Linked DNA regions of Mus musculus: region 2 is linked to region 1. Evidence: chromatin contacts called from ENCODE POLR2A ChIA-PET data. All regions are on one chromosome and are shown on one strand. The core of a region is the stretch at or near the end of the contact, and the rest is flanking DNA. Distances in the headings are between cores, read along the strand shown.

Region 1 (3,151 bases), core at 473-2,972:
AATCATTCACCCAGATGAGCAGTGGGTGGTGCCCCTGACACGGAGCGCGCGGCACAGCTACCTGCTGCTGTCCCCGTTCCGGGCCCGCGCACGCGCGTTGCAGGCGGCCGAGGAGGCTGCTATGCTGGCTCATGAGCTGCGCATGCTCACGGAGCTGTGCGTCCAGCTGCTGCAGGCGTGCCGTCGTCCGGCGCGCTTCGGCCTCAGCGTCCAGCGCGCGCTCGGCTAGCAAACCAAGTGCAGCAGCAGGCTCCGCCCCCAGGTCAGGCTCCGCCCTCGCCTCCTGCTGCAATTGCGCGCGCAGCTGGCCCAGGCGCGTGTTCAGGGTGAGACTGTGCTCGCGCAGTGCGCGCACCTCGTCCGCGAGCGCACCACCCTCCGCCGCACGCCTTTGCAGCGCGCGCAGCAGCTCCTCGTGGCGACCCAGGCGCATGCGCAGCGTGGCCAGTTCGCTGTCTTGGGTGGCTTCTGAGCTCCTGCAGACGGCGCTAGTTGCCTTCTGCGGGGACAAAACTAGGGTGACGCGGCAACGCGCGGCACCTCCGAGCGCCCTCCAAGCGCCCAGCAGAAGCAGCAGTTGCAGCTTGCGTAGCCTGGCGGTCCCCATGGCCGTCACCTGCAGTGAAGAGGAAAGAGACTACTGTTTTAGCCTAGACGGGTCCCAAAGCTCCAAGGTAGCCAAGGAGAGCTAAAGTATTGATCCCTGGGCGTCACTTCCTACGGTTGTACTCCACAACAGAGCTGGGCTGCAGCTCGCAGCGCAGATTGTCCGTTTACCACAGTTCATACAACAACCAGAATCATTTTACACCCCAAATCCCTCTCCATCCTCGGTTCCGGACACTTGGACCTGGTCACCTCTCCCCTCAGAACCTTCGGTGGCCCCCACTTAAAGAGAAAACTTCCATTTTGCGTGGGGGGCGGGGCGTGCAGGGGATGGAACATCCATCACTCATGCTGGGCCCCTCTTTTCTAATTTGAGACATGGTGTCACTAGTAGCCCAGTCTGTTACCGAACTAGGTTAGGATGCTACTGCCTGGGCCTCTTCATCCCTAGATGGCTTGTGTGTGCCACCATACCAGGTTAATATTCGTGACTCCCCACTCCTGCCCTGCAGAATTCACACCCAGGGCCCTATGCCACCACTCCCAGGCACTCGGGCACACACTTGGACCTGCTCAGAAGAAACCACAAGTGCAAAGGTCCTGGAATTGGATCTCATTTCAGATGTGCTGAAAAGAAGACATAGCAAAGAGGCCTGTGGGGTGGCATAGAAGGGAAGTGAGAGAGCCGTGGAAACTTCTGAGCTAGAGGCAAGGTACATCAACTACAGTGGCTGCTCATCAGGCGTCAGCTCCCAAGCACTGGGCAGTCTTGGGCACATGTGGCCGCCTTCGTTGGCAAGCTTGGAGTAAATGAGAGACCTGGGAGCCTCCCTGTGCCCCCCCACACACAACGTATACACACACACACACACATACACATACATACATACGCACATACATATACATGCACATACATAGACAACATACATACACACCCGTACACACACAATCAAGACCAGATGCACTCTACAAACAGCATCTACCTACATCCACTCCTACCCACTCTCACCTCTCACAGCCCAGACGCTGGCTCCAGTGAGGTTTGCGGCAATTCCACAAAATCTGAGGAAGGCCTGAAGGACCAGGACGAAGGACCGGGAGTCCTTCTGGGTGAGTATCTGGGTGCAGGAGACTGAAAAGACAGAAGCCGAGAGAAGACTTGGAAACCACCCATCCCCCAGAGCATGGATGGAGCCTGGGAGCACAGCAAGTGTAAATATTTAGTATTTCCAGTGTGAGAACCCTGGGCAGAATAGCCAGATCCCCTTGCCCAGGCCTCCGGAGCATGATAACAGAGGCCACTGCCCTACGAGTCTCTTCCTTTCTCTCAGGCTCACAGAGCATGGGAGGCCCTAGGCCCTGGTAGACTTGTGGGCTCCAGACTCAGACAACCATGACAATGATGATGTATCAGTGAGTACCCTGATGCCTGGCGCTGGGGACACCCTTAAAGGGGTAAAACTTTCTCATTTAACCCCAGCAGCCAGTAGAGGTGTGAGCCCCTGCCTAGAATCCCCCAGTGAGGGGCTGGGGGTGTAGCTCAGTAGTAGGACACTTACAAAGTCCTTGGTACCCAATATTGCCAGAAGAAACAAAACCTTAGGATGTGGTAGCACAGACTTAATCACAGTACCTGGGAGGCAGCAGCAGTTGGAGCTCTGTGAGTTCCAAGCCAGCCAGTGAGCCCCTGTCTTAAAAGGGAGTGGGAGTGGGTGTTAGATCGGAACTGATGAAGGCAACATGGAAATAAAAGCCAGCATCAGCTCAACAGAGCAGGCAGTCCTTTACTAGAGAAATGGAGATTGTACGAGGGGCAGGGGGCTTGGAATGTTAGAGGACACAAAAGGGAACATTGCGGAGGAAGATTTTATCTGAGGGTTGTTTTATGTTGACTTATTAGTCGTTAGTCTTCTCCTGGCTCCTGCCTGCAGATGCTCTCATTACTATGTTGGCTTTCTTGTCAGACAAGATGTTTCTGTCCATATGCTACCCAGCAAGTTTTGGAGCTGTCCGAGGCTCTTTGCTTTAGATCCTTGTCTTAGTCATGGTTCTTCTGCTGTGAAGAGACACCATGACCAACTTATACAAGAAAGCATTTAATTGGGGGCCTGGTTACAGTTTCAGAGGGTGAGTCTATAACCATTATGACAGGGAGCATGGCAGCAGACAGACAGATAGACAAACATGATCCTGGAGCAGTAGCTGAGAGCTTGCATGCTACACATAAGCAGGAAGCAGAGGAGTGACCTTTTTGTTTGGCTTCAGACCCTGGGACAGGGGACAGTGTGTGTGTGTGCACACACACACGCGAGCATGCACATGTTTTGCATACCAAAGCAGACCTGGCTTCTTTTTTTTTCTTTCTTTCTTTTTTGTTTCTTTGGTTTTTCAAGACAGGGTTTCTCTGTGTAGCCCTGGCTGTCCTGGAACTCACTTTGTAGACCAGGCTGGCCTCAAACTCAGAAATCCGCCTGCCTCTGCCTCCTGAGTGCTGGTATTAGAGGCGTGCGCCACCACTGCCCAGCTCAGACCTGGCTTCTAAGTT
Region 2 (3,151 bases), core at 363-2,862, 150 kb after region 1:
GGTCATTGTGGGCCTCGTGATGGCAGCCTCTTATGTTTATAACCGCCAGAGAAAGATCAGGATATACAAGTTACAGAAGGCTCAGGAGGAGGCCATAAAACTCAAGGGACAAGCCCCACCTCCCTGAGCCTGCTGGATGAGACTCCTGCCTGGACCCCCTGCAGGGCAACAGCTGCTGCTGCTTTTGAACAGAATGGTAGACAGCATTTACCCTCAGCCACTTCCTCTGGCTGTCACAGAACAGGATGGTGGCCTGGGGGATGCACACTTGTAGCCTCAGAGCTAAGAGGACTCGGTGGATGGAGCAAGACTGTGAACACGTGTGACCCGGACCCACCTACAGCCCGGTGGACCTTCAGCCAAGAAACGCTGACTTCATTCTCTATTGCCCCTGCTGAGGGGCTCCTGCCTAAGGAAGACATGATATCCAGTAGACACAAGCAAGAAGACCACACTTCCCCCCGACACAGGAAAGCTGAGACATTGTCCCCAACTCTTCTTGATGTATTTATTAATTTAGAGTTTTACCAGCTATTTATTGAGTACCCTGTATATAGTAGATCAGTGAGGAGGTGAATGTATAAGTTATGGCCTGGACCCTGCTGCAGATGCTGTGAGAGTCTGGGGAAAGATCACATGGGTCGAGGGTTTCTCTACTGGTCAGGATGCTTTTCTCATAAGGGTCGACTTTTTTCACCAGTCACATAAACACTATGTGGACTGGCAGTGGTTCTCTGCTCCTCCACATCCTGGAGCGTCCCAGCACCTCCCCACCTACTTTTGTTCCCAATGTCAGCCACCATGCCTTAGCAGCTGAACAATCGAGCCTCATGCTCATGAAATCATGGTCCCAGGCGGCTCCACCTCAAAGAGAAAGCCTGGAAGGAAATGTTCCAACTCCTTAGAAGGGTCGTGCAAGCTGCTGTGGGAGGGTAAGCACCCCTCCCAGCACAGAAACCTTTCCTTTGAATCAATAAAGTTTTATGTCGGCCTGAGTGTCTTGTGAGTTTGTGTACAGTCATCACATCAGTTAGGCAAAGCCCTAAGGACTGCCGACTCCCATAATGCCTCAGGGTTGTCTGGTAACCTAACCCTAACTCTGAGTCTGTGGATCAGGTTGGTCCCCACCCCCACCCCCTTTCTTTTTTGAGACAGGTTCTCTTTGTGGCCATGGATGTCCTGAAATCTGCTATGTGGAATGGGCTGGCCTTGACTTCACAAAGATGGGCCAACCTGTCTCCTGAATGCTAGGACTAAATGACAAAGCCACTGCCATGTCTAGTAAAATCTACGTTAGATAGACAGGGTTTCCCAGTGTAGATCAGGATGGCCTTGAACTTACAGAGATCTGCCTCCCTGGGAGTGCTGGGATCAAAGGCATGTGCCATCACCAAGCGTTATTTTATTTTTTAATTTTTAAAGACTTCTTGGGGCTTACGTAAAAACTAAAGAGCAGGTCCAGAACTGTGCAATGGCTTTTGGTTGATTGTAGGGTCTGATGGGAGGGGAGGCAGGTATCTTCATCAGGGCCGGCCGAGGCCCATTCTGGGGCGTGGCCAGGGTGCCTTCTTATCTCCTGCGGCCAGCCTAAACTCCCTGGCGTTCCGCCCGCACTTCAGCGCGGGCTTTGTGCCATGGAGTCTGCCCTTCTGCTCCCGTCGCTTTTGCTGGTGGCTGCCTATCCGAGGGGTGGGAGCCCCCAGCAAGAGTGGATGCAAAGTCCTCCCGCGCCTTCCGTGACCTCAGCACCTTTCTGGGTGCGTCTTAATCCAGAGCTAGAGGCCGTGCCTCCCGGGGGCTCAGCGTGGCTTAACTGCAGCCACAACTGCCCCCTGCCGGTGCATTCCAGCCTGCGCACCCAACTGCGGCAGGGAAAGATAGTTAATGGATCCGGCTGGGTATCTTACCAGCTACTGGATGTGAGGGCCTGGAATTCCAAGGTGCGCTGCGTCGTCACTTGCGCAGGAGAAACCCGAGAGGCCACCGCCAGGATCACTGCTTACAGTGAGGGAGACCGGGGCTCAGGCCGGGCTGGGGTGAGGGGAGAGGGGTGGAGGAAGCGGATAGATGGTAATTGCTTTAAGGGGTGCCTGTGGGCCTTATCTCTCTTGCCTTAGAACGGCCCAGAAGCGTGATCTTGGAGCCTCCGGTCCTAGTGGGCCACAAGTACACTCTGCGATGCTATGTGACACACGTGTTCCCAGTGGGATTCTTGGTGGTGAGCCTGAGAAGAGGTGGCCGAGTGATTTATCATGAAAGCCTGGAGCGCTTCACCGGTTCAGATTTGGCTAATGTCACTTTGACCTACGTGATGCGGGCCGGACTCAACGACCTCTGGCAGCCACTCACCTGCCATGCGCGCCTCAATCTCGACGGGCTAGTGGTGCGCAGCAGCTCGGCACCTGTTATGTTGACAGTCCTCGGTGAGGCATCCTGTAATCCCAGGGAATGGGTGCGGGAGAGGGGATGTTGCCACTCCAAGGGGGCCTGCAGAACAGGCGTGGGCTCCACGCTTGGCGGTCCTCAGACCTCCTAGTTCCTGATTTTCACTCCTGCCCACAGCTTTAAGCCCAGCCTCTATAGCCTTGGCCTCTACCTCCATCGCAACCCTGGTGGGGATCCTCCTGGCTGTGGGGGCTGTCTACGTGCGCAAGTACCTGGCTGTGCAGACTTAGTTATAGATCTGTTTTCGATGCCTGACAAGAGGGAGGGGAAAAGAACTTCAGAGTAATTAATTCAGAGACTCTTATTGAAACAATAAAGTCTTCCTCCTCAGTCTCTGCCTTACGGTTCTTGGAGAAAGTGGTTTCTTTTTTAAGGTACCTTACTTTTTCCAAATTCCTTACGTAGGGGCTGAAGATTAGTAGATTAGAGGTAGTACTGGAGGAAACAACACCTTGAAATTTCTCCTTCAAGGCCAGCATGGGGTCCTAGAACCCGAGTTCCTCTGCGTAGAGTTTTGTTAGCTTTATTTGTGCGGGGCAGAAAGACTAAACTGACCTCCCCTCCAGGGCTGACTCTTGGTATGGCTTTTTCTGATTGGCTCCGCTGATACAGGCCGGAGCTCTGATTGGAGGCTAAGTTTCCCTTCTCCTCCCTCCTTTTCCACTACGGAGCCTGTGCGTTACTAGAGAAGGCCAGCGGGTGGAGC

Evidence for each region. ChIA-PET counts read pairs that join two places held with the same protein, here RNA polymerase II (POLR2A).
Region 2: POLR2A ChIA-PET joins it to region 1 with 41 read pairs in embryonic stem cell. The contact joins the promoter of Icam4 here to the promoter of Angptl6 in region 1. POLR2A ChIA-PET finds 5 or more read pairs at or near these places in 3 of 5 experiments (Patski and embryonic stem cell).

Annotation. Positions count from the first base shown.
Region 1 is chr9:20,877,988-20,881,138 of GRCm38, forward strand. It overlaps Angptl6 (angiopoietin-like 6), which reads right to left and starts at 1,723. Exons shown (of 6, transcript NM_145154.2): 1 at 1,616-1,723; 2 at 62-616. The coding sequence starts at 607.
Region 2 is chr9:21,027,820-21,030,970 of GRCm38, forward strand. It overlaps Icam4 (intercellular adhesion molecule 4, Landsteiner-Wiener blood group), which reads left to right and starts at 1,613. Exons shown (of 3, transcript NM_023892.3): 1 at 1,613-2,004; 2 at 2,118-2,423; 3 at 2,563-2,777. The coding sequence starts at 1,635. The coding sequence ends at 2,675. Icam1 (intercellular adhesion molecule 1) reads left to right here. Exons shown (of 7, transcript NM_010493.3): 7 at 1-995. The coding sequence ends at 127.